Regions from separate parts of the Homo sapiens genome. Here region 1 is linked to region 2. A link is a loop called in an ENCODE intact Hi-C map of the cell type or tissue named here. Cell type or tissue: GM12878. All regions are shown on one strand. Each heading gives the region's core, and the rest is flanking DNA. Links, peaks and the distances in the headings are about the cores only. Region 1 overlaps INPP1 (inositol polyphosphate-1-phosphatase). Region 2 holds the start of AKAP19 (A-kinase anchoring protein 19).

Evidence for each region. Hi-C counts contacts between places; a loop is a spot of excess contacts. Peaks named below come from ENCODE experiments on the same cell type or tissue, not always from the same donor. Only the 100,000 strongest peaks of a DNase experiment are listed, where the experiment ranks them.
Region 1: a loop joins it to region 2, with 2.6 times the contacts of the local background. A loop is called at or near these places in 2 of 110 quality-filtered maps.

Annotation. Positions count from the first base shown.
Region 1 is chr2:190,370,251-190,384,696 of GRCh38, forward strand. INPP1 (inositol polyphosphate-1-phosphatase) reads left to right here. Exons shown (of 7, transcript NM_001128928.2): 7 at 594-1,415. The coding sequence ends at 1,152. Among named protein-coding and RNA genes, the nearest start is that of MFSD6, 31 kb to the right of the region's middle. In GM12878, for the core only: a CTCF peak has its summit at 2,323 (motif pointing left); a DNase peak (open chromatin) is centred at 2,187.
Region 2 is chr2:190,171,716-190,185,879 of GRCh38, forward strand. AKAP19 (A-kinase anchoring protein 19) reads left to right here and starts at 9,148. Exons shown (of 2, transcript NM_001042519.2): 1 at 9,148-9,394. RefSeq lists silencers at 8,504-8,603, 8,874-9,323 and an enhancer at 9,102-9,901. In GM12878, for the core only: a CTCF peak has its summit at 8,626 (motif pointing left); DNase peaks (open chromatin) are centred at 8,196 and 10,511; H3K4me3 peaks cover 2,339 bases; H3K27ac peaks cover 403 bases.

The DNA of each region.
Region 1 (14,446 bases), core at 1-5,000, 190 kb after region 2:
TTTCTCTAAGCCTGTTTCCTTATCTGTAAATATGTAACAACATAGACAGTAAGTTAAGCATTGATAAAGGGAAGGTGCTATAATTATTGTGGTTGCCAAAACTAATAACATTGAGTCCATCTTTCTTTGTGTTGGAAGCCAACGTGAAACTAGTGAATAAGAGAATGAAAAGGAGTTACCAAATAAAGAAAAACTTGTTATAGGGATTGTAGAATATTTGCAGATCAAAAAGAGATATCACTTTTCTATTCCTTTTTCCCTACTAAACTTTAAATACTAAAAGTTGTAATGAAATTTTGCAATGGTTCTGGAAGCTGGAAACCCCATAAATGTTTTAGTGTTGTCCTAGATTGATGTGATAATGCCATAAAATTGAAAGCATTTCTAATTGCAACAACTCAGGCAGCTGCATGCATATAAGTAACTTTCTGAAATAAACTAGCTACCTGATATCTATTCCTAGACTTAAAGGTGTTAAGATTCACCATGTTATGATGAATTGTGTATTTCTTCGTATCATTAAGTTTGAAAGTGACATGAGTAATGAAAAACAAATGTGATAATCATCACCAATTGAAATTTTTCTTCTACAGGTGGAAAGGACAGTGCTATTGGGGCCTTTCTTACATGGGGACCAACATGCATTCACTACAGCTCACCATCTCTAGAAGAAACGGCAGTGAAACACACACTGGAAACACCGGCTCTGAGGCAGCATTCTCCCCCAGTTTTTCAGCCGTAATTAGTACAAGTGAAAAGGAGACTATCAAAGCTGCATTGTCACGTGTGTGTGGAGATCGCATATTTGGGGCAGCTGGGGCTGGTTATAAGAGCCTATGTGTTGTCCAAGGCCTCGTTGACATTTACATCTTTTCAGAAGATACCACATTCAAATGGGACTCTTGTGCTGCTCATGCCATACTGAGGGCCATGGGTGGGGGAATAGTAGACTTGAAAGAATGCTTAGAAAGAAATCCAGAAACAGGGCTTGATTTGCCACAGTTGGTGTACCACGTGGAAAATGAGGGTGCTGCTGGGGTGGATCGGTGGGCCAACAAGGGAGGACTCATTGCATACAGATCCAGGAAGCGGCTGGAGACATTCCTGAGCCTCCTGGTCCAAAACCTGGCACCTGCAGAGACGCATACCTAGAGGAACTCTAACCCCGGTGTACCTGTATAAACTGAACTGTGAAACTGTTTCGGTTATCTCTGTCTTTTGAGGATGGCTTTGTCCTGTTGCTGGTTAACATTCACCTTCCTCTTTTGAGGAGTATTTTTCCATTATGTATTCATAATAATGTTAATTTCAATAAATGACATTCATGCAGCAATTATATTGGTGTATGAAATTCTTACAGTGAATATTGTGCTGTTAGTGCTGCTTGAAACATTTCAATAAAATATTGACCAGGAGCAGTGGCTCATGCCTGTAATCCCGGGACTTGGGGAGGCCAAGACGGGCGGATCACGAGGTCAAGAAATCAAGACCATCCTGGCCAACATGGTGAAACCCCATCTCTACTAAAAATATAAAAATTAGCTGGGCTTGGTGGTGTGTGCCTGTAGTCCCAGCTACTCAGGAGGCTGAGGCAGGAGAATCGCTTGAACCCGGGAGGCATAGGTTGCAGTGAGCCGAGATTGTGCCACTACACTCCAGCCTGGTGACAAAGCGAGACTGTCTCAAAAAAAAAAAAAAATTGATGAACGAGGAAAAAATCCTGTTAAATTAGTAAAACTATGCTAAACATCTAAGCGATAGAAATTTCTCTGAAATATAAGGGAGAATACAGGAGGGGTTTGCTTGAGTTTTGTTTCCTCTCGAAGGGAAAAATCTGCAATTTTAGCCTGTTGGCAGAACATTTAGAACTTAATCTGCGTAAGTTAGCCAAGTTTATGTACTTTTAACAGTATTCTTGTATTTCTTATAGGAAGTAAAGCCTGGAACACTGTGGGCTCCCCCTTTGCAGAGACAGGGAGAGACAGGGATACACACACACACACACACACACACACACACACACACACACATACACAGTGAAAGACACAGACAAACAGAAAGACACATATACACACACAGAAGCAAAAGAGTACAATGAGTAGAGGTTTCTGCAATTTTTGCATATTTACTACACTTTACCAAAAACCAGAGGTGGACTTTAGATATATACAACCCTTGTGTACCAGCATCCCACAGTGAATGTTCTCTGAAGTGGACATAAAGTACTTTTTCTGTATTCTCTGTGGCAGGCCTGGTAACCAGAGAGTGCCAACTGCAGGGATCAAATCCTCGGCTCTGACTTCATTCTGCCCTACGCCCCCTGGGGGCCAAAGGATGTTTCTACAGATCCTCTATTTACAAATGCATGAAAATAACAATCTTATTTTCTAATGTCCTTACACTTAAAAATTTTTGACAAATTATGTTTATGTCATATGATATGATGCTTTGACATATGTATATATTGCAGAAGGGCTAAATCAAACTAACATTACCTTACATTTTTTTGTGTGTGTGTGTAGTGAGAACACTTAAAATCTGTTAGCAATTTTCAGGTAAACAATACGTTGTTATTAACTATAGTCACCACGTCATAGGATCTTTTGAACTTATTCTTCCTGTTAACTAGGATTTTCTATCCTTTGACCAACATCTCCCAAACACTCCAGCCCCTGATAACCACCATTCTACTCTCTGCTTCTGTGAGTTTGACTTTTTCAGTTTCCATGTGTAAGTGAGGCCGTGTGGTATTTGTCTTTCTGTGCCTGGCTTATTTTACTTAACAATGTCCTTCAGGGTCATCCAAATGACAAGATTTCTTTTTTTATGGCAGAATAGTATCCATTGTGTATACATATTAATACCACATTTTCTTTACCCATTCATTCATATCTTGGTTGATTTCATATCTTGGCTATTGTCAATAATATCAAAATGAGCATGGGAGTGGAGGTATCTCTTTAACATACTGATTTCTTTTCGTTTTTTTTTTTTTTTTTTTTTTTTGTTTTGTTTTTTTTTTTGAGATAGGGTCTCACTCTGTCACCAGGCTGGAGTGCAGTGGAATGATCATGGCTCACTGCAGCCCCAACCTCCTGGGCTCAAGCGATCCTCCCACCTCAGCCTCCTAAGTAGCTGGGACTATAGGTGCATGCCACCATGCCTGACTAATTTTTGTGTTTTAGTAGAGATGGGGTTTTGCCATGCTTCCCAGGCTGGTCTCGAACTCCTAGGGCTCAAATTTCTCAATTGGAGGGGTCAAAAGCTGGATGGAAGAGGGAATCATTATATTCTGTGAACATCTATAATGTATATTATTCACCATCAATCTTTGCAGAAAAGCCAAAGCCCTTTCTTTAAGCATGTGCCTCTGATGGGTCTGCATTGTTTTTCTTGCAGAAGCCACAACCAGGTGACTATGATTTCTAGTTTTATTTTCTGTAGAGGAAGAACTTAAAAATATTCCATTTTTACAGTGGTGTTTGTTTTTGAGACAGAGTCTTGCTCTGTCACCCAGGCTTGAGTGCAATGGCACGATCTTGGCTCACTGCAACCTCTGCCTCCCAGGTTCAAGTGATTCTCCTGCCTCAGTAGCTGAGCATAAATCTCAGCTACTCTCCTGAGTAGCTGAGATTACAGGCACTTACCATCATGCCCGGCTAATTTTTGTATTTTTAGTAGAGACAGTGTTTCGCCATGTTGGCCAGGCTGGTCTCGAACTCCTGACCTCAGGTGATCCATCCACCTTGGCCTCCCAAAGTGCTGGGATTACAGGCATGAGCCACTGCGCCTGGCCACAGTTTTCTTACCAACTAATTTTTTGGTTCACCTTTACCCACACTTACTAAAGCCTCCAATTCTTTGTTTTCAAACCCACACTCCATTACTTTACGTTATATTAATTTAATTATTAGAAATAAAATTGGAATATAGAGTTGTGGAAAGAAGTAAACAATTTTTTTTTTTTTTTGAGATGGAGTCTCACTCTGTCACCTGGGCTGGAGTGCAGTGGTGTGATTTTGGCTCACTGCAACCTGCACCTCCCGGGTTCAAGCAATTCTCCTGCCTCAGCCTCCCTAGTAACTGGGATTACAGATGCCTGCCACTATGCCCAGCTAATTTTTTGTATTTTTAGTAGAGACAGGGATTCACCACGTTGGCCAGGCTGGTCTCCAACTCCTGACCTCGTGATTCACCCGCCTTGGCCTCCCAAAGTGCTGCCACTGCACCCGGTCAACAATTCTTGGTATGCAGGCAATTTATCTGATGGGAACAGGAGTTGGAGGTAGTGATGGAGGGGTGTTCTACAGAGGAGCCTCTTGGCCATGAAAGTCAAGTGTCTTTTGCATCAGTCTGTGTTTTACAGGAGGATGGATAGAGAGATTAGTCTGCCAGGTCACTTAGACACAGAGTAGTACAAAGAGAGCCTCAACTGCACATCAAGAAGAGCAGTCTTTGGGAATCCAAGTCAACATCCCTTCCTTTCTTGCTCTCACAACCTATATGCAATCACTCAGGAAACTCTCTGGTCTCCACTTTCAAAAATATATCCAGAATTCAGCTATTCCACATCACTGTCCTATACCCCACCCTGCTCCATGCCTTTTTATGCATCACCTGGATTATTGCAATAAACTTCTAACTTGCCTCCATACTGTTCATTCTCAAGACAGAAGCCAGAGTGATCTTTTTCAAACACAGATCAGATCATGTCCCTCTTCTGTTCAAAATTCTCCAAAGCACAATAAAATACCATCTTACACCAGTCAGAATGGCCATTATTAAAAAGTAAAAAAAACAAAAACTGATGTTGGCAAGGATGTGGAGAAAAAGAGATGCCTATACACTGATGATGGGAATATTAATTAGTACAACCTCCATGGAAAAGAGTATGGAGATTTCTCAAAAAACTAAAAGTAGAACTACCATTCGATCCAGCAATCCCACTATTGGGCTACCCAAAGGAAAAACAAAATAATCACCTCAAAAAGACATTTGCACTCATGTTTATCACAGCATTCTTCACAATATCAAGGTTAAGGACTCAACATAAGTGTCCACCGTCGGAGGAATAGATTTTTTAAAAATGCGGTATATACATATAGAATACTACTCAGCCATAAAAAAAAATCATGTTTCTTACAGCAACACGGATAGACCTGGAGGCCATTATCCTAAATGAAATGACTTAGAAACAGGAAGTCAAAACTGCAGGTTCTCACATAAAGGTGGGAGCTAAATAATGGGTACACATGGACACACAGTGGAATAATCAACATTGGAGACTTAAAAAGGTGGGAGTGTGAAAGGAGGTAAGGGATGAGATGCTACCTATGGAGTACAATGTGCACTGTTTGGGTAATGGGTACATTAAAAGCCCAGACTTCATTGCACAATGTATTTAAATAACACAACTGCACTTACGCCCCTAAACCTATAAAAAGAAATAAATTTAAAAAGGAAAGGCAAAAAATGCTTCCAAATGTTTCCTCGGCTCTCTTAGGGAAAAAGCCAAAGTCCTCATATAGCCTATAAGGCCCACATTCCACCCTTCCTTCTCATCTTCTCTTACTCTCTGCTATGGTCTAAATATCTGTATCCCTCCCCTACCAAATTCATATGTTGAAATCCTAACCCCCAGGGTGATGGTATTAGGAGACAGGGCCTTTGGGAGGTGATCCAGTCATGAAGGTGGAACCCTTATGACTGGGATTAGTGCCCTTATAAAAGGGGCCTGGGAGAGAGCCCTTGACCCTTTCACCACGTCAGGGCCAGCAAGAGGTGCAGTCTGTAATCCAGAAAGCAGGCCCTTACCAGACACTGAATCTGCTTAGATCTGGGACTTCCCACCCTTCAGAACTGTGAGAAATAAATTTCTGTTGTTCAAAAGCCACTCAGTTCATGACATTTTGTTATAGCAGCCCAATAGGCTAAGATTGTTCACATTGTTACAGCCACACTGCCTTTCTTGCTGTGCCCTGAACTTGCCAAGCATGCTTCCTCTGCCTCAGGACCTTTGCACTTGCTGTTCTAACTGGAAACCTTTCTCCAGATATCAGCACATTTCCCTCCCTCATCTCCATCAAAACTTTGCTCAAATGTCACTGTATCAGTATGATCTTCACTTATTGCCACCCACCTTTCCCCACCCCATCCTGCACATCCCATCTCCTTCCCTGTTTTGCCCTCCATAGTACCCATGGCCTCCTTATAGAAGTTAATTTGTCTTGTTAGTCTCTCCCTCTAGAATGTTGGCTTCAAAAAGGCAGGGATTTTCATATATTATGTATCTCCATTGCCTAGGCACATTGTCAGTGTTAAATAAGTGGGGACAGAAGGAATTAGGCTCAGAAGCTGAACAAGAAGTAATATGCAGTATCAACTACATCTTTACTTCTACCCATTATTTCCAAAACACTTCAGAAACCTTTGCTATAATGCTGAGAATTAGTCCTACAGTTGGTCAGTTAAATTCTCAATGTCAAACAACCACTTTAATGTTGAAAGTAAGCCATGGACTTTTGTGACAGAACAAGCATTGGCATATTACCAAAGCTAATATTCAAGTCCTGGCTATCAGCCCTATAAAGAGGTAAGAGGGGAAAGTAATGGTTAAGTCACTTTTCTTCCACTCTCATGGAACAGAGAAAGAATGAGAGCTTACAATAACTAGAATACAAGGAAACTGGCTATTTCTCCCTATAGCAAAAGCTCAGTCCTTCCAGCTGGATTTGAGAATGGGTTGCCTGAGACGCAATGTTTAAATTCACCCACGTTGGGTCAAGTATTTCTAAAAGCAGGAAGCTCTATGTCAAGATGGCTTATCACCCTCAATCTTTCAAACAAGCTCAAACTATGACCATAGTAAATTAGTAGGACAGGTGTTGGGACAAACTCATCATGTGGTTAAATAACCGTATCAAGGTAGGCAAAATAATGAAAAGACAGAGTTCATACATTATTTCCCTTAGGATATAGGCAGGAGTGTCATTAAACTCGGAAATTTGTAGCTGTTTCTTTTTCCACCAAGACAGATTTTTAAAAATCAATTTATCACACTAATATACCATGAGGTAGGCCATGCATGTGGCAGTTTAGTGCTATGGTTCTTTAAATTCTAATGATTATGATCTGATTATGCAGATTATCCTGAGAATCATTATCTAATCTACAGGTAATCTAGATTTACACTGCCCAAATGGTAGCCACTAGCCTCAGGTGGCTATTGTGCACTTGAAATGTGGCTAGTCTGAATTGAGATGTGCTGTGAACATGCACATTGGATTTTATTTTAAAATAATGTTTAAATTTTATTTAAAAATAAGAACATCATAATTCTTTATATTGGTTCTAATGTGAAATGGTATTTTGGGTATGTAGGGTTAAATCAAATATATTGCCACAATTAGTTCTACTTGTTTCTTTGTGCTTTTGTGAATATAGCTACAAGAAAATTTAAAATTGCATGTGTGGCTTGCATTATATTTCTATACAGCACTGATTTAAACCCTCAATTTTTGTCTGTTAGTGCCTGACTCATGTCCATTTTACTTTTTTTTTTTTTGGTTCTTTCAATAAACCACCCAGCTAAAGAAAAGTATAAAACCCAAATCATTCAGATTTGCTTATCTTTAAGCATCTTTGATAATTTTTTTTTACTTAAAAACATATTTTGTAGAGACAGGGTCTTACTGTGTAGCCCAGGTTGTTCTGAAATTCTTGGGCTCAAGTGATTCTTCCATCTTGGTCTCCCAAAATGCTGGGATTACAGGCATAAACTACCACTCCCAGCCAGGTTTTTCACTTAAAAAAATTGTGGTAACATATACATAACCTAAAATGTACCATTTTAACCCTAAGTGTACAGTTTAGTAACATTAAGTGCATTCACATTCTTGTACAACCAGTGACATCATTCATCTCCAGAACTTCTTCATCTGCCGAACTCCATACCGATTACATAACTCCCTATTTCCCCCATCCCCCCACCAGGCACTGGCAACCGCCATTCTACTTTCTGTCTCTATGAATTTGACTATTCTAGGTACCTCAGATAAATGGAATCATACATTTGTAGGGTTTTGTTTTGTTTTGTTTTGTTTTGTTTGTTTGTTTGTTTGTTTGTTTGAGACGGAGTCTCGCTCTGTCGCCCAGGCTGGAGCGCAGTGACGCGATCTTGGCTCACTGCAAGCTCCGCCTCCCGGGTTCACGCCATTCTCCTGTCTCAGCCTCCGGAGTAGCTGGGACTACAGGCGCTGCCACCACGCCCGGCTAATTTTTTGTATTTTTAGTAGAGACGGGGTTTCACCTGTGTTAGCCAGGATGGTCTCCATCTCCTGACCTCGTGATCCGCCCGCCTCTGCCTCCTAGAGTGTTGGGATTACAGGCGTGAGCCACCGCGCCCAGCCTTTAATACATTTTCTACACTTCCTTTTGCCTGTTACTCCGCCAGCCATCTGCTTCTACTTAGCATCATCTCTGACTCAGCCCAACTGTTCCTAAGGACTGGGTCCTACACTCAGTAGAGTCTGAAGATCATTGTACTGGGTATCAGTTGCCAATCTTTTGCTGTGGCTCCTGACCCCTTTTGTAACAGGCTCCTGGCATGAGATTGTGAAGTGCCAAGGCATGAGTATTTTCGTAAAGGGTTTTCTGCTGTGTTAAAATGATTGGAGTATGAAAAACAAACTATTGAACCTCAATGAACACAGGTCCCTAAGGGAGCCCTGTGTTCGGAGGAAGTCCAGCAAGAATAAGTCTGCAGTAATACTCTGTATCAGTAACCAATAGGCTTATCTAGGAGAGGCAGAAATGACAAAATAACAATGGCCTAAGTAAGATAGAAGTGATTTCTCCCTCGCTTAAGGGAAATGGAGTGGTAAGTGCGTCCAGAGCTGAAAGGCGGCTCTATCCTAAAGTCCTCAGGAACTCACGCTCCTTCCATCTCACTGCTCTCCCATCTCCAGACTGTGACAACAGGATCTGCATTTTGGGCAGCAAGATAGAGGGAAAGACAAAGAACAAGAAAAGGGTGAATGATTTTTCATTCCTTTGGCCAGAACCTTGTCACATGAGTACACGCGGCTACAAGGGAAGCTTCCATTCTCAGAAGCCATGTACGCAGCCAAAAACTAGGAGTTTTAGCACCCAGGAAACAGGCATTTGAGGACAACTAGCAATCTCTATCACTCACCACAACTGAGCTGTCCCAGCTTTTACCCTCTGATTACATCCCTTGGACTTATCACTGAGGTCTCATGACATTCATAGCCCGATAATTTAAACTCTTACCCACATTGACTTATCTACTTATGATGCATTTATCCACTTCATCTCCCAAAGAATTAAAAGTGCCCTAAATATGTGCATTCATCAAGATGATAAGGAAAAGGAACTTCCTAGCAACAAAAGCATAATGGAAATAAAAGAGAAATGCAAGTACAGTTATTCCTCTCATGAGACCTATGAGAAATCGCTGAGAATCTTGACCCTGGCAACTCGCCTGGACGCCTGCTGACCCCTCCTCTCCAACCACACCTTCTGCCTCTGTGTGTTGAGTGCTCAGAATGCAGACGAGCTTATGTCACATCTCTACTGTGTACATACACTCTGCTGAGCCATTCCACTTAAGGAGTCTGTACACTCAGCGCAGGCCACAAACTGGGCATGACTCCTGGCCTCATATTCACAGCCCGGAGTATGCTGTTATTTTCATCAGCCTTTAAACACCCCTACTGTACCAAAAACAGCACTGCCCATCCCATGGCAGAAAAGATAAAATACGGAGGCACACATTTGCTGTTTGCCCAAATGGGAAAGAAACAAACAAACATTTTCTACATTTTTCTTCCTATTTCCAAGTTTTCTTCTTTATGTTTTTCTTTAAGTGCTAAATGCAAAAAGAGAGCATAAACAGTAAGTTGTTACCTTTACCATTCATGCTGAGCAGCTCTAATTGTACCTGGGTTGGCAGGTAGGTTGAAAAACATGTTTCTAAAGCAAACTTAAGTAACTGCAAATGTCCTCCTAAAATGCCAGGGAACTCAAAGCCTGGGTATGCATGCAAATAGACCTTTGAAACTGGTCTGATGGAGCGGCTGTTTTGATCATGGACACCTTTAAAAAAGGTTTTTTGTTTGTTTGTTTGTTTGTTTTTTTCAGATGGAGTTTCGCTCTTGTTGCCCAGGCTGGAGTGCAATGCCATGATCTTGGCTCACTGCAACCTCTGCCTCCTGGGTTCAAGTGATTCTCCTGACTCAGCCTCCAGAGTAGCTGGGATTACAGGCATGCGCCACCACACTTGGCTAATTTTTGTATTTTTAGTAGAGACAGGGTTTCACCATGTTGGTCAGGCTGGTCTTGAACTTCTGATCTCAGGTGATCCACCCGCCTCAGCCTCCCAAAGTGTTGGGATTACAGGCATGGGCCAACGCGCCCAGCCAAAACAGGTTTTATGTATTTATTATTTCTATCTGATACTCAAGGCTAGCCCAAGTTCTGGCTCTAACAAAATGCCTATAATTCTAAATATGATTTTTCTTTTCTAGCCTGTATTTTCAAAGTTCCTCATCTTAAAGGAGCCTTGAACATGTAGGATTAAGAGCTTTCTCCCTTTACCCATTTGCAAAAAGCAAACCAGTCCTGGGCTGGCTATATGGTCTTATGACCTGTGCCGGCTCACAAAGCTCCACCCTCAAAAATGTGCCATGCTTGGTTCTGCTATTGCCATGTTGAAGTTCTTAAAAATTTTACCTTCAAATTCATAAGTTTTGTAAGTGAATGGAGGGGCAATGGAGCATGTGCATGAATGGAGGTGTTACGTAGCTCTGAAAATATTCCAAACACTTTCTGCGTTAAGTGACAGATGTTTTGCTGTGATAAGAACATGGAGCATAGTCCCCTTCCCTGTCAGAATGTTACATCACACTTTTCCAGACCACATATGTGAGTTATTGGCCTCAACGACTAGACTCCAAAACACATATAAACCCAAGATTTTGGCAGACAGATTGAGAGCTCAGGCTGCAACAGGGCTAATCTCTGTCAGCCTTTGAGCTAGCTTTCAAAGCCTCGCCAGCCCACACAGCACTGGCACCACTTGCTAGTGTCCAGGGATCTTACAAGTTGTCTCGGATCTCCCTCACATCCACAGAGGCCTACTTCCATTCTAAGCAACTAAACTGTAATCACTGGACTTGAAATGAAATTATAACTAATTATGTGGATAATGTACCTCATCTGCGGAGTATAATCTCTGCGAGATTTGTTCTTGTTATTTCCCCCCTCTTTGAGCATTAAAAAAAAGAATCTCTTTGTATGGCAATAAACCATGTGATTCCTGAAATCATACTTTGATCATCTTCTTATTGTAGCCATACCAAATAGGAGGAGAAATGTACAAAATGTGTGTGCTTCGTCCCCTTGCAGTTCTGGTCACATAGGGTTCACAGCACCTGTGAGCACAGAATTCTTGTGGACCTATGTTGTATGGGGGTTCAATGAGACTCAAAGCAAGTGCATGGTAAGTGCATTACATTGCTGATGACTGAGCAAGTGGGGGCACTGACAGTTCCCAGAACCAGAACCTGCTTCCAAAGCAAAAACAAGGCAATGGCATTCTAAGAAACAGGAAAACTAAGGAAACCTCCCATGTCCTTTCTTATTTGTGCTATTTTCCTATATTAGCCAATCACATAGGCTGAAATGATGGCACAAAAGGAAAGGTAAAGATAGGACCACACATAGTTCCTTTCCTTTTCAGTTCCTTGCCAGTAAGCTGAAGGTAGGGAGGGCTGGTAGAATGCCGGGGTATCAAGAAGTGAAATAAAAAGAGTTGAGTTAGTTTCCTGCAATGTTTTCACTGTTATGGTAAGAACAATATATATATTCATGTGTGAACTGTGAAAAATGATTTATGTAATTTTGGTGATACCACATATGAGTTAAATACTCTCCAATCTGCATTTAAAACTGGCATTGGGCTGGGCACGGTGGCTCATACCTGTAACCCCAGCACTTTGGGAGGGCGAGGCGGGTGGATCACTTGCAGTCAGGAGTTGGAGACCAGCCTGGTCAACATGGCAAAACCCATCTTTACTAAAAATACAAAATTAGCTGGGCGTGATGGTATATGCCGGTAGTCCCAGCTATTCAGAAGTTTGAAGTGGGAGGATCACTTGAGCCTGGGAGGCAGAGGTTGCAGTGAGTCAACATGGCACCACTGCACTCCAGCCTGGGCGACAGAGCAAGAAGAGAGAGAGAAAAAAAGAAAAATTGGCATTGCATGAGGTAAACATGAATATTAAAGTTCAGACTAATCATTAAAATTGTTATTTTTCTTTATCTATAATGATATCAAACAGCAACAAACAAACACAAAACAACAAAACTCCCAAAACCCAAAAACCATGTCAAGTTGAGAGAGACCATGGAAGAGAGTAAAACTCTTTTTCCTTTATGTGCCTGTAAGGATACTTTTCTCCCTACTTTTTGAACAAGGAGCCCCACATTTTCATTTTATACTAGGTCTCACAAATTATGTAGCCAGCCCCAAATAAGTCCCAGTTCTACTTCTGAATTTACTGTCTTTTGTTCTATCTAAATTTTTGTCATATTTGCTAGTGAGGCCCAAACACAGCCCACTTGCAAGCTAGGCTTGCCCCATCTGAAGGCTCTTTCCAGTTATTTGAAAGCTGAGTTAATAAGGGAACCAGGATGTGCATTAGTACATTTCTCATCTTGTAAGTAAGCAAGTACATTCAGCACATTCTAACACTTGCTGTAAACCTATCAACACTCTCCACCAGGTGTCTCTAGCAGATTTGTGCAGGTGCAGATGCAACATTAAAGGCAAATTGTGGCAAACATCTTGTCTTGGCTAACTTCTTCAATGGGTCACTTTTTAACTGCATCATGTTTTTTTGTTTTTGTTTTTGAGACAGTCTGGCTTTGTCGTCCAGGCTGGAATGCAGTGGCAGGATCCCTGCTCACTGCAATCTCTGCCTCCTGGGTTCAAGTGGTTCTCCTCTGCCTCAGCCTCCCAAGTAGCTAGGACTATAGCCAAGAGCTACCACGCCCGGCTAATTTTTTGTATTTTTAGTAGAGATTGGGTTTCACCAAGTTGACCAGGCTGGTCTGGAACTCCTGAGTTCAGGCAGTCCACCCACGTAGGCTTCCCAAAGTGCAAGGATTATAGGTGTGAGACCGCGCCCGGCATTTTTTTTTTCTTCTTTTTTTTTTTGAGACAGAGTCTCACTCTGTCACCCAGGCTGGAGTGCAGTGGTGTGATCTGGGCTCACTGCAACCTCCACCTCCCAGGTTCAAGTGATTCTCTGCCTCAGCCTCCCGAGTAGCTGGGACTACAGGCACGTGCCACCATGCCCGGCTAATTTTTTGTGTATTTTTAGTAGAGAAGAGGTTTCACCATGTTGGCCAGGATGGTCTCGATCTCTTGACCTTGTGATCTGCCTGCCTCGGCCTCCCAAAATGATGGGACTACACAGGTGTAAGCCACCACGCCCGACCCTTTTTTTTTTTTTTGAGACAAAGTCTTGGTCTGTTGCCCCCGCTAGAGTGCAGTGGTGTGATCTCTGTTGGCTCACTGCAACTGCCACCTCCCAGGTTCAAGTGATTCTCTGCCTCAGCCTCCCGAGTAGCTGGGACTACAGGCACGTGCCACCATGCCCGGCTAATTTTTTGTGTATTTTTAGTAGAGAAGAGGTTTCACCATGTTGGCCAGGATGGTCTCGATCTCTTGACCTTGTGATCTGCCTGCCTCGGCCTCCCAAAATGATGGGACTACACAGGTGTAAGCCACCACGCCCGACCCTTTTTTTTTTTTTTTTGAGACAAAGTCTTGGTCTGTTGCCCACGCTAGAGTGCAGTGGTGTGATCTCTGTTGGCTCACTGCAACTGCCACCTCCCAGGTTCAAGAGACTCTCCTGCTTCAGCCTCCCGTGTAGCTGGAATTACAGGTGCCCACCACCACATCCGGTTAATTTTTGTATTTTTAGTAGAGACGGGGTTTCACCATGTTGGCAAGGCTGGTCTCGAACTCCTGATCTCAAGTGACCCACCCACTTTGGCCTCCCAAAGTGCTGGGATTACAGGCATGAGCCACGGCGCCCAGCTTGCATCATTTTAAATAAACCATCTTCCTTAACCAATTCGTTCCCTTTATTGTGTTTTAAATTGTCATTAAATAATCCTTAAAAAACTGGAAAAATATGGAGAAGTAAAAAGGAGGAGAAAAATCCAACATTCAAGCATAGCTACTGAGAACATTTTAGCCAATGTTCCTAGAATTGTTTTTCTTCTATGAGTAAAAGAATAAAGATTCAAACCACAGAATGGCAGAAGATATTTGTAATACATATCTGATGAAGGACTTGTGTCTAGAAGAATAATTAAATCAATTCAAAAGTTTACAAGAAATAAAGAGCCAATG
Region 2 (14,164 bases), core at 6,000-10,999:
TAAGAGCTTCAGATCTTGGTAGTTAGTGGCAAGAATACCCACAAATAGACTAAGTTTATGGGGGGAAAATAACTTGCTGGGGAAAACAAAACATTTTCTTTGAATTCTTTGTTATTGTCTCAGGCATTACGGTAGGCCAGGTCAATATACTTTTTCATCTGGATTTCTGTGGCATGATTGGTTCATGCCACTGATCTCTACCCACATGTTCAGAGTTGCCAAATTTACCCTAGATCTATTCAAGAACAATTTTTACATCATTTTTACAATTTAAGAATTTTCAACGGGTGTCTGTTCCTTATCTTAACAAATCACCCTAGCTTGGCACCAGCAGGTTGAACATGCCTTGCTAGTTATTCTCTCATAGACTCATTTTTTTCCCATCCATATGTATTCTATCTGCTCCATGCTCATTGCCACGCCTGTTCTTTGGCATAGGCTATATGCACTCATTCCCTTCTTTCAACAATTTAAATGGTAGGATTGTCTCATGGTTCAGATCCAAACTTACCCACTTTTCATTGACCTCCTGTTATTTGCATTTTACAGTATTTTCTGTCCTCTCCCACTATTATGCATTTACTAGTTTGTTTACTTATAGCTATACTTTAGTTATTTTATAACTATCTTATCTCTGTGGCTGGCTCTATGTTGGAATTGCCAATGTAATATGAAATATAACATCCATGGTATAGATCGTTGTCCAGAAACACAGAAAACCTAGAAAATATCATTGTTCTGAATACTTTATCACCCTATTCAAGCCAAATATTCTACCATCAGAAGTCCACCAGTTTTGTTGACAACCCATCATTTTTTCAAATCTCCATACCTTTACAATGGATACTGCTCATGACAATTAAGGGATTAGGAATTAGATAGGAGGTTTGCTGCCCAGAACTAGGGCCAGATTTAGCAGGCCATTCTGAGGACACCTGAGATGTTGGAAAGCAACACAGAATAATAGAAGGAGCACTGGCTTTGGACTCAGGCCTGGTTCAAATTCAAGTTCTAGCACATATTAACAGTTACCTTATTTTTTCCATTTTCTCATATTTAAAACAGAAATTATACATACCTCACAATGCTAGTGTGACAATTAGATGAGATGGCATGGCCAAGTGCAGTGGCTCACGCCTGGAATCCCAGCACTTTGGGAGGCTGAGGCGTGCCGATCACCTGAGGTCAGGAGTTGGAAACCAGCCTGCCCAAAATGGCGAAACCCCGTCCCAACTAAAATTACAAAAAAATTAGCTGGGTGCAGTGGTGGGCACCTGCAATCTCAGCTACTCCAGAGGCTGAGGCAGGAGAATCACTTGAACCCGGGAGGCAGACGTTGCAGTGAGCCGTGATCATGCCACTGCACTCCAGCCTCGGTGACAAAGAGAGACTCCATCTCAAAAAAAATAAAATAAAATAAAAATGAGATGGCATGTGAAGGGCTGTTATGGTTCTCAGCACATAGTAGATGCTCAATAAATAGTAACTATTATCTCTAAGTTAGAGTTAATTCTCTACTACATCTGATGAGGTTAGCAGTTAAGTGAAATATCACAAACCATAAAATATTCGTACATAGATAGTTTCTTATGTTGAATTATCTGGAATTCATGAGTACCAATTCATTCAACATTTGGCAGTTGGTTTGCTCTCTAAGAAAAAATGTTCAAAAGATTGAAAGCTGCCTCCTTAGCCAAGGACCACAGCAGAACTCACTCTGTCCTCATAGAGGGCATACACTGTAAGACGTCAAGATAATGCCTGTAGTACTGGGGTGAATGTAGTTCAAATGCCAAGTGCACGTGAATTTATATTGTGAAACAACTCCTAAAATGATAGAATCTTGGCTTTGAGAAATTTTATTCTTTGTAAAAATCTCCCTCATAGCTTCCCAGATAGATCATCTGACTTCTGGTTGAAAGGGAAGCTCACCATTTCACAAACCAGACCATCGTCTTCTAAGTTATAACCAATAGACAGTCCTCTCTTAATTAAATCCAGAACTCCCTGCTGGAGGATACAGTAAATTCCTCTTCAAAGTTTAGCCTGTTAACTTCCTTTAAAATTCAAGATCGAGAAAATTGTTAAGTACAGTGAGTTCTGAGTTTCTCTCCAAAGAACCAATATGTCAGTATGTTCAGCTTCCCTGTTCTTTGTTCTCCATCTTAAAGTCTGACTTTCTTGTTCTTTACGTCTTCTTGCCCCTAGTTTCAGTAAACAACCCCCTCCTAGCTTCTGTCACCTGCTCTGTCCTTAGTCACCTGCTCTGTCCTTAGTCATCCTTAGTCACCTGCTCTGTAACCATCCCTCCCACCAAAACTACTCACCCTGCCACTCCGGCTCCTACCTTTGCTCTCTTTAAAATAGCCCAGTCAGAATTAGCTTAGACTGTGTGGTCCAACCCTAGCCAATAGGGGAAAAACATAGCAGTAGGGACTAGCTGCATTAGGAATAAGACCCCCTTCCCCCACCGTGTCTGGTGTGCTCTCGCCATTGCTCCATCCACAAAACACACCCTTCTATAGAAGTAAATTGCCTTGCTGAGAAAACTTTTGCCTGAGGACTGTTTTCACTTGGTGGCACTGAGCATTTACTTCCAACACTGCCATGACTTCTTCCTGCTGGTTCTCGTACTGCCCATCAGAGCAGCGCAGATTAAATACAGTCCCTTGTCCATATGAATACCCCTCAGATTTCTCTTCTCATTCTCCTTAACTTCTTCAGGATAAATATTCTAATGTCTTCAGTTATGTGGCTATGCCCCCTTTCAAGGTATATTAGTCAAATATTTAATTTAAAAATCATGAGCTAATAAATATGTGAAAGTCCATAATTCCAGGGAGAAGCTAAACTATGTTGATCAAATTGGGACAGATTGTTTTTAACACCCAAGGCAGTGAAACAATGGAAAGTGACTCATACTGAAAGGCACATATGCCCTAAGTAAAAAAAACAGAACATACAATATAATATGAAATTTGAAATAGCAAATTTTGGACCAATGGTTATTGCAGTATTTATATGACTTTTAACAATGTCTTATACTCACATTTGTAAGCAAATAAAAGTTGGCCCCATCTTGATGCCAAAAATGGTTATCAAAATAAATGCAGGTGAAGACTTATAGAAGCTTGGATTCATGGGCCCAAGCAGTAATGTTCTTCTCTGTTTAAACTGAGATGAAATTATATAAAGCACCAAAGCAAAGAATCATGCCCAACTCCACAAACATTTCATGCCTTCCTTGTGTCAGGTGTTGGAAATAAGCACATAAGATACATAGATTACATGGAGTACATAGTTCCTATCCTCAAGATGCTCAGAATTTGGTGGTGGGGGTAGGGGTGGTAGAATAAATATAGGTAACCATAAAAGACAACAACAACAACAAAATCAGACGCTTATTTATTTCCAGGCACGTCTACCTCTTTGGGGATTGTTAAATCTACTTATACCATAGAAATATAGTGTCTATTAATGATGCTTTAAAGACTTCAAAATGTACTTAAGTTCAGCGTAAAGATCTTTTGACAGATCTTGTATAGGAAGATGAGGCTTGTTTACGGACAGATGCACATCAGTAAACTTAAAGACCAAACTCAACACAAAAAGGAATGCAGAACAACTTTAAGAACCAAACAAGTGAGAAGAAATAGACTGATGGTATAGTTGACAGCTTATATAGTTGTAAATATAATGAACAGAACTGGATTATACATTACACGGTCAGGAGATACTATTCCACAATAGTCTCATGCTCTGCATTAAACTCTTATTTGGAACTATTCCCTAGTTTGGGTTGCCGGACATTTAGTTACACCTGGAGAACCAGAATGGGTCTAGAGCAGCCTAACAAAATGTGAGTAAAGGAAATTCTGTGAGAAAAACTAAAGAATTTTTTTCTTCAGGAGTGAGAAGCTTGGAGGGGCTATTTGATTTTTGTCTTCCACATAAGGAAGATAATGTCAATCACTTCTCACTTCAGTGACATAATGAGTAAGACTACAATGGCCTACAGTACCATTTGGAAAATTTAATTCATAAGAGCTTTTAAGCATATCATGATATATATTAAAATATTATAATGGCAAACTGCCATGGTTTGAATGTTCCCTCCAAAATTCAGATGTTGCCGATGTGATAGGATTAAGAGGTAGGGCCTTTAAGAGGTGATTAGGCCTTTGGAGCTGTTCCCTTGTCAATGGGATTAAAACCCCTTTAAACGAGGCTTCTTGTGGCATTTAGCTAGGGTTCCCCACCTCTGGAGGATCCAGCCCTCACCAGAAAACCTACCAAACCTGCTTGTGCCATGATCTTGGTCTTCCCATCCTCCAGAGCAGTGAGAAAACACATTTCTGTTCTTTAAAAATTATCTTGTCTTAGGTATTCTGTCACAGTAGCACAGAATGGGCTAGAACAGCAACTCTGCTGGTAGGTTTACATTTTCACTTGTTTGGCTATATAGGTAATCTAATGATTTGCAATTTGATTCTGGGAAAATGGTAAACAAGAAGAGGTCTTTCCCACAGTGTCATTAAGGTTCACAACAAGGTTTTAAAGCCTGCTTGGGCATAGAAACAACTAGGAGTAGTAAAAAATAGTTCAGGAAAAGTTTCAGGAGTAAAGTATGAGACATTTTCTTTTTTTCTTGACACAGAGTCTCGCACTGTCACCCGGGCTGGAGTGCAATGGTGTGATCTCGGCTCACTGCAACCTCCACCTCCCAGGTTCAAGCGATTCTCCTGCCTCAGCCTCCGGAGTAGCTGGGATTACAGGTGCCTGCCACCACACCCGGCTAATTTTTTTGTATTTTTAGTAGAGACGGAGTTTCAGTATGTTGGCCAGGCTGGTCTCAAACTCCTGACCTCGTGATCTGCCTGCCTTGGCCTCCCAAAGTGCTGGGATTACAGGCATGAGCCACGGCATCCGGCCAAGACATCATTTTCATACCCACTCCTAGTTCTTCATCAAGAAACATTTTTAGGTGTCTTGAGTTACAGAAAGTGTTAAAGAATCAATACACCATTTCTGCTTCTGAATTTTTAAAGCTTTGTATCCTAAAGCCTTAATTAGGGTCTGACATGAAAATGTGTCTGTTGCCTACTCAGAGAAGATATCTGGGCCTCTCAGCCAAATCCGAATAAAATCTTAGCAAATACGAGGTAAGTTCACTGTTTTGGAGAGGCCATTTTAGATTGAACACACAAAAACTAGCACATAAAACCTGAATCAGTGAGAAATATATGTAAGAAATAGCCATGTTTTCCAATAACCACTAAAAGATTTTTTTTTTCCCTAGACCAGTGGACTGTTATTATATGAGAAACAAAGAGGTAGAATCTAAAAATGAGTTTCCTCAATGGTCATACCTATGTGCTATTCTATCAGGGTTCATATCCCATAATGGTATTTTTTTTCTGTCTCCTCAGTAAGTTTATCTTGTTTGCATTTACATTTTCCTCTACCCACTCAGTTGGCTTTGGCTTCTTATTTTGTAACCTGAGATAAGTTCTAGGGGTAGGGGTGGAGGTGGTGGGAGCAGGTGGGGAGTTAGTGTCATTTTCTATTCTTTATAAATCTTTTCTGTGATTTGCGTTACCTCTCTCTAGCGTACGTGAATTCTCTAGCCTCCATGTGAATGAACACTCGCAAACTATGCCATCCCCCTCTCCAGTCCTCACCACTTCATTATCAGAAAACCAACTGAGACATTTGACTCTCTGATATGCTTGTAAGAGCCCCAGTGGCAGACAAGTGAATCCCAGGGCCCGGATCCTTCCTGACAAGGCCACATCATCTCACTGCTTAGAGTACTTTTAGAAAGGAGGTCCCTTCTGCCTCGCCGGCATAACCTCCCTTGCTTCTCCCAGAGGTGCAAGCTCTGACTGGTCTGCCTGAGGCAAAAATGGAAGTTAAAGGTGCTCGTTTAAGTAGAGAAACCAGTGGCGGGAGTCAGCTATGTACCTCTGTGGTCTGTCTGTCTGACGTGGAAGTTTTATGGGGCTGGGGATGGAAATGGGAGTTCTTTACAGAGCAAAGAGTATGTGAGTGCCTTGATTTGATTCTGCTAACTGCAAGTTTACTATTTAAAATGCAATCCTCAATCCAGCTCAGTATTTGTTTCCTGTCAACAGCATGGACCCTAGGGTGAGATTGCTTATGTTCAAATTCCAGGATTTTATCATTGCTGTTTTTATGAGTTTTACTTCTATGAACTCTGGAGAAAACAAAACCACTAAACACTTGCTACGGCCCCTCACCCTAACCACATTCACCTCAGGCCATCGCTGGGTCCTTCGTCACCCCTTTCACTTCATTCCCCAGCTTTTAAAAAGTTATCTCAGCACTTTCAAAATCCTGCAGTTTGTCTCTGCCACCACCAGTTTGAGGAGTTCTTGGTTCCTGTTGCCTCTATCCTTGTTCAAGCCCAGGTGAGGACAGAGGGGCAGAAATGCTATGCCCTGACTCCCAGTTCTAGGCTGGGCAGCTGGGAGGAGAGCCAGCTTTCCCGAATCCCAGGGGCAGAGGGCGCCAAGTTCCCTCGACGCATCTTCCCTCCAAGTCTTACATGGCACCATCTTGACCAGAAGCATGGCCTGCAGTCCTGAGGAGAGAAGTCAAGGCTATTTTCCAGGCCCAACCTGCAAGTACCTGTTCACACTGGCCTGGACCTGAGAGAGGCCCCACAGAGAGGAGAGCAGAGAGGGCCACTCACAGAAGGGTGGTGGTGCGGTCTCCCCACCAGCCCCAGGCTTGTCCCTCCTGCTCTACTCTCTCCAGTGCACACCCATGAGGGCAGCCGGGCAGATGGCAGAGGCCACGGGCTAGGTCCTCCCTTAGTCATCCCTGCCAGACCTGACCTGGGTCTCCCCCACCAGCTTGGCCAGCCCTATGATGGCGAAGGAAGGGTCAGGCTCCAGCCTGGCAGGAGCAGCTTGGCTCGGTGTGTAGGCCTCGCTCCCTCATGGCCCGCTTCATCTGTAGACCAAAGGCTGGTCCAATTTGTTCTCAAACTGAGTGAAAGAAATTTTCAAGTTTATGGGTTTCTCTTCTGATGGAGGCCAGAGACTCTCACCCACTTTTTCTTTCCTTCTGACCTGGTAACTGGGAAGTAAAAAACACAAATTTCTAAGTGTCTCCTCTGCCTAGATCACATCAAGAACTGACGCCATCCCCTCAGTGTGGAACCCAGGGGTCTCCTAAGGATGATTCCAGCACTAGGTTGATAGAAGTTTAAAGCTGGGGAAGGAAGAGCACAAGAAAATTACATAACTTAAGTGAAGAACTAGGCCTAAAAGTGGAACCTTGCATTTGAGCATAATTATTTAGCATGGTGTGCCTGAAATATGTAGAACTGAATAATTTGTTTTATGTAAGTATAATCAATTTGTATACATTAAAATTGATACTGGCTGGGTGCGGTGGCTCACACCTGTAATCCCAGCACTTTGGGAAGCCAAGGCGGATGGATCACCTGAGGTCTGGGGTTCGGGATCAGCCTGGCAAACATGGTGAAACCCTGTCTCTACTAAAAATACAAAAATTAGCCTGGCATGGTGGCAGGCGCCTGTAATCTCAGCCACTCAGGAGCTGAGGCAGGAGAATCGCTTGAACCTGGGAGGTGGGGGTTGCAGTGAGCCAAGATTGCGCCATTGCACTCCAGCCTGGGCGACAAGAGCAAGACTCCATCTCAAAAAAAAGAAAAAAAAAATGATACTTATCAGAAAAATCAATTAATATAGGTATACTTACATTCTATGATTGTCAGGATGTACCAACTCCAATCCCATTAATCATACTAGCATGAAGAAAAATTACATTTCTGGGCCACTGGGTTTGTATATAACCTTAGCTAATTTAAGCCTGGATAAAAATAAGAATGCTTGATTCATTTAAAATCTGAGATTCTGGGATAGATTTTTGTGTAACTTAAACTTCTCAACTCTTCTGCAATCTAGGTTTATTTTTTACTATAATGTACCTTCAAAGAGCTAAGTCTCAGTTTATAGATTGTTAGTTTTTTAAGTTCCACTCTCTTTCGTTGTACTGCTGAACTCTGGGCCTCTGTGTCCTCATCTGTAATGTGGAGTCAAAATTATCACTAAGGTCCCTTCAAGCATGAATTTCGCATTGACTAATCCGTTGTAGAACACAAGGAAAATAATGGTTCTTTTGTAGTTCTCTTGGGACTTTTACTATTGCTAGAAATCATGCTGGGCAGATGCAGGCATCACATGGACTGTGCGGGGAAGTGTAACTCAATAATGGCCATGTTTTGAGGCAGTGGTATTCAATGCTTTAAAGAGTGAGAAAATGGCCTTTAGAGATACTTTGTTTGAAAGAGAAACACGCTTGGAAAATGTTCTTGAGTATTTCTGTATGGAAAAGTATAAAATGGATATGTCCTTTAAATGTTTAAGTACTTCCAACACTTTTGCTCTGCATACTCATGGTGCAAACGAGGTGGGAAGGGCGGAATCCCTGGCCTAGCTCTGCGAGAGTGGGGTTTCAGGTCAAAGCAGGTCTGGCAGCTCTGCCCGGCCCAAGCGCAGAACCCTTAGCTGGGAAGGCCGCGGCCAGGCTGCGGGGCCCCCTGCAGGCGGGCTCAGTGCCCCGGCCCAGCACCTGTTGTCCCAAGGCAGGCCCCGCGGGGGAGAGGCCTTGGAGGGCAGCGCCCCCTCTCACCAGGGCGGAGCTCAGGAGAGTTCGCAGCCCAGGGGGCCGAGACCAGGGGCAGGGCCAGCGAAATGCCTCGCTGGCTCTTACTTTCATTGACCTCTGCGATGCCTCGCTGGCTTCTGCTTTCATTGACCTTTGCGGGTCTGTTCCCGCTGCGGCGCCGGCAGCTGCTTGGTAGTTGCGGGGGGCGTGAGGGCGGTGGCCCAGACCAACCGGCTGGCAGCCCAGCTCCGCTCCGCCCGCCCCTGCCTCGGACCCTGCGCCTGAGGAAGTATCGAGGCAACCCTCTGCCACCCGAAGTTCGTGGGTCGCTCCCAGAGGGCGCGCCCTGGAGCCGAGCGCCCTTGGGCGGCCATCTGGAGGCCAGGTGCGGGCCGCGAACCCGCGAGGAGCGCGCGGCGGGCGCGGCGGCGACGGCAGGAGGAGGGGCCGGGAGCCCGGGCGCCGCCGAAGGACGCCCCGTCCTCCACATGCTGCCACTTGGCTGAGCCGGGCGCCGGCGAGAAGGCGGCGCCGCTGCCCTGGCAGCTGGACTGCACTTTGCCCCCGCCCGGCCTCAGCTGCCGCCCGCCCAGACGCCAGCAAGCCCCCCTCCCACGACAGGGCTGCTCCGGGAGCTTCGGAGACCCGCCCCGGGCCTGAGCGCAGGCTGCCTCCGGGACCCCACGGCTGTCCGGACGTGCCATGGGCGCGCAGCTGCCGGGCAACGTGTTGTGTAAGTGAACATCTGGGAGGTGGGTGACTGGTGAAGGGCGGGTGTCTGTCGGTCTTTGCTTGTCAGCTGTGCCTTTTAGATTTTTCAATGGCAGAAACCCATGAGTTACAGGAGGCTTTAATTAAACGAGACCGTTCTCAGCCAGCTGCCGTGGATAGAGCCTCACATCTCCGTCCCCTAATCGAGAAGAGTTAGCCCCTACCCCTTCAATTTTGTTCTGGGCTTCCCAGTGAAAGGTATCTCATTATGAGTTGCAATTCCACCCTGCTGCCTACCTGAAGAGTGAGTGAAGATTTTCAGGTAAGAGATTTGCCCGTGAACATTGCATTGATATGCCAAGCTGTCAGGCTTGTGCTCTGAATGGCATATCATGAGCAAAGTATTAGCTCTCGTGCTCTTTGGAGCTGTGGGAGGCTGAATATTGAGGTGAAATGATGCAAATAAGAAATTAAGAGGAGTAGACGGGTAAGATCCTTTAGCCATGAGTTAAGGGGTCAAAGAAGCAAAGCGGAACAATTGGAGTTGTCTCTCTTGTCTCTGGTCTGACACCAGCCCTTCCCCTATCCTTTAGGGAATTAGGTTAACATAAAATTGTAAACTAGTAAATGTTCTTATCAAAGACCATCTTTTTAGGATCTAGTGTATGTGGCAGCTCTCTCAGGGAAATTTTTAGATAAGAATTCGGAGGAATAGGGAATCTACTTTTATTATGACAAAGTATAAATCAAACCAAGATCAACAGTTGGCTATTCCTTTTTCCCTTTGGATGAGGCTGTTTTCAAACACCTAACATGGCTATCATAAATAGATGGCAAATAACATTATTTAGGCATTCTGCTTTCAAGCAGAATGGTCTGGAAGAATAATTTCAGTTTTTAATTTTGTTTTGCCATTAAACAAAAATTATAATCATTACTTATTTAGGTCCACACAATGTTGTAACAAAAGGATGCTTTAAAATTGTAGACCAACCTCCAATCCATTTTATTATCTCCTCTGTAGCACTCCTGACAGGCCAGCCACATTTTGATTGAACACTTCAGTGACAGGAAGCTCATTACATTTTGACGGGTTCCTCCTTTTCTGTTGTTAGCAAGGCCTTGTTTACGCTGAACTGACAATCACTTAGGAAGCAGTACCTGTTTCTCATTAGTCCTACCTGGCCAATAGCGCTCCAACTGTGAACTTAGAAACAAGATTTTTCTGCAAAAAGGATCTGAAACTTTAGTCAGTCTGAAAAGGGTCCATGACCCAAAAATAGTTAAGAAATGAAAGGTCTAAAGTGATACAAAATAATATTTTTGTCTCCTTTGCTTGACAGCCTTTCAGATCCCTGAGCCTCAGTTTCTCATCTGTAAAATGGGAATAATATACTTTGTCTAACCCTAGGGTTACTGTGAGGATTAAATTAATAATATTAATAAAGTACTTAGTAGAGGTGCCTAGGAGTCAGTAAATGTTAGTTATCTTCAATAAATACTAGTTTTTATGTTTCCTTCCTTACCTAAGACCCCTCTCTGTGCTAAAGATCCTTAGCCCAAAATTGAATTCAATAAGTCAGTTTAACCCAAACAGTGCAGGGTGCAATGAGCTGCCATCTTCAAATAAAATAATCTATTGCTTAATTGGCATTTGTAGTAAATACTCAGAAGTTGACTAAAAACCTCACCTCCATACCCCGTGTGCTTTGCTGTCAAGCAAAGGAGACAAAAATAAAGGTAGGCTTTATTAATTTTTAAATTATGCAGTTAAGCATTTCTTGAATCTGAATTTCTTTTTTCTCTTGGCTTGTATTACTTAAAGCCTCTGTATGGTTTGCAGTTTGTTAGATAGACGTTTTAATCTTATGTCATTCATCATGTTAATTCTACTTTTCAGTTTTGTGTCACCTACACATTTGCTGAGTTTATTCACCAGACATTCAAGTCACTGATAATAGATAGGACAAGTCCTTTTACTGTGACCGTGGTACCTCTAGAAACCTGTGGCACAGTAGGAATGGTCCTGGATTTTTGGAGGCTGGTTTTGGAGTCTGGCCCTGATACCTATTAGCTTTGTGACCTTGAGAAACTTCAGTATCAATAAAATGAGGTAACATCTGCCTTTCAGGGTGGTTGTTAAAATTCAAAGTATTGAAAGTGCCAAGTACGATAATGGCTGGAAATCTAGTTGGCCTTCAGTAGATTTTGCTTGAACTAATGAATTCGCTGGACTCAGCCCTTTCTTATCAAACTATTCTAGTCCATAGAGCAGTCTTCTCCATAAGGACATTATGAGAAAAATGTCTTGCTGAAAAGTAAAGATCTTGCATATTCCCTGATCTACCACAAAAGTAAATAACATTAGTTTAAAAATGAATGATTCTTAGCAAATTGTTAGTTCCTAGAAATCCGCAGTCTTTTCCTCCACCCCTCATTTTTCCTTGTTTAATGTTTAAGTTTCGAATTTTGCCAGAGATAGATGTCAAACTATTAGTCTGTAAAGTCTAGGAATTCTAATTCTTTCTTTTAATTTTGAATATTAAAAATAAAAACACTGGGGGAAAAAAGTTCTGTTTGAATCTCTAGTCTCTTGAGACTGCCCTTCTTCTCCATGTTTTTATAGAGGTTGTCAGAATAGTTCTGTGCTGACATCTGCAGGTTCTTTTGGTACCCTGGAATATAATTCACCAGAATGTGAAGGCATGGACTATTTTAAAATGACCTCTTCTGCTTGCACCTTAGTTCTCTCTTAGTGAGGTTTCCATACTTTCCAGCTTGAAAATCATTTGCTTTTAAGGGAGCAAAATGTTGCTGAGCAGTTTTGTTTTCTTTCTCATTAGAATACGCTATCTATCCTTGGATTTGAGAATTTTAAAATGAGCCTTTCTTACTATACTTTCCATATAGTAAGTATACTATGCACAACATGCACTAAGTCGGTGGTTGAGAAGTAGAACCACTCATGGTGTTATAATGTTAAAAGTTTTGGCAGTAGTAAATAACTCTAATCAGTATCTCACATGGGAAGAGCCTTGTATTTTAAGAATGAATTTATTCCTTGTAAGTTAAAAGTTGTGAAATTAAGAGTGTTTCACAAGGGGCTGAAGGTAACATAAATTAGTGAAGCTGAATGGGAGGGAGTAACAGATATGTGACCCAAAGAGTGAATGCCTAGCTTAGAAATATTCTAATTCAGAACAGTTTCAACACTGCATTGGCCCAACAAAACACTGGCCCAAACACTACTGCAAGTTTGTAGTCTTTGCATGTAAACAGCCTGCAAGAGGCAGAACTATGTAAATTTCACTGTGTTCTTCCCAACATCTAACATACTATAGGCACATGGATAGTTGATAAATAGGAAAACTTTAGTAAGCATTCATTAATCGCCTTGATGTAGAGAACTGTTCTGTACAAAATAAAGAAAAAAATAACTCCTGCCCTTGAGGAATATCTAATCTCATTTGGGGAGACAGCATTTATAAATTAAAGACTAGACTTCAGTTCAAGAACAGAATTCTGAGGAAGGGCGGGAGGAGGACTAGGAAGTCTGCAATAAGGAGATACGGCTTCCCCTATCCTCAAAGATAGTACTTGGGTTTAAGTAAGGAACAGGGGAAAGGGTGCTGGGTGGAGATAAAGGCGAGGTGGTGTGTTTCAACTTAAAGGAGGACTAGGAGTAGGAAATGAGAATGGGTGAGCCAAGGAGACTCACTTGATGGGAGAGGAAATTTCCTTGTATTAGTGAGAAATTAAGTCCATTGGGTAAAAACAGGGCTTTAAAAAATGGTTACATTAAATGTACCTCTCTTCCCCCAAGACACTGTACTGTTAGGCCACAGAAAATAGGAACCATACAGTAACTCTTTAGGTAAAGATGTGGAGTATATGGATCATGAAAGAACTATGAAACTTTAAATGGCAAAATTTTCTGAATTTCTTGGTCCTCTGACCTAGAGTCCTAGTGAATTTGAACACTGTTCTTCCATGTCTCTATACCAGAGTAATGATTCTTTTCAGTGCTCAAAATTACATATACTGCTGCCTAGAATTTAATTCAGTGCACAGCACTTAACACTCTTTTATTAATTTATGCCTCCTACTTGTTCTAAAATGAAGTGGTTTTACTACATAAAGACTAATAGAAATTGAATTTGTAGGGGAGGAAAAAAGCTGTCCTCTACCCTCTTAGGTTTGTGACCAAGGCCTGTGAATCAAACTGATAAAAGAGTAATGGCATAAATAGAACAGATTTAAACACACGTATGCACAGGAGTTTGCAAAAGAAATGTGACTGGAGGAGGTGGTTAGAATTTGGGGCTTATCTACCAACTTAACAAAATGATAAAGCGGGAAGAGGTTCTAGATCAGATTTTCTTTACTAGTTGGTCAGAGCTCCTTTTCATTTTTCTGTGAGGATTTATATTATGGTGCTGGAGGAATTGCTGCAGATTGAAGGTCAACATTCATGGCCATAAATAGGAGTGGCCAGATGAAGCCACCTGGTAGCCAGAGTGAAGCCCAGAAGGGCTTAGGGAAATACCTGCTTGTGTATGTGTGTGGTTTTTTTCCTCTACCTGGAGGACCTGGTAAATGAGATGAAGTATTGATACCTGGACTTAAGACATCTATCGCCTGTTCAACAGTTAGTCTATCATCTAATTGTTCAAAATCCTAAATTACTGTTGTCATTCTTAGATTATAATTCTCTTTCCTCAATTATAATCTGGAGATATAATACAACACTTAATAATTAGATGTTAGTAGCTTTAGGAGACAATCTGGAGAG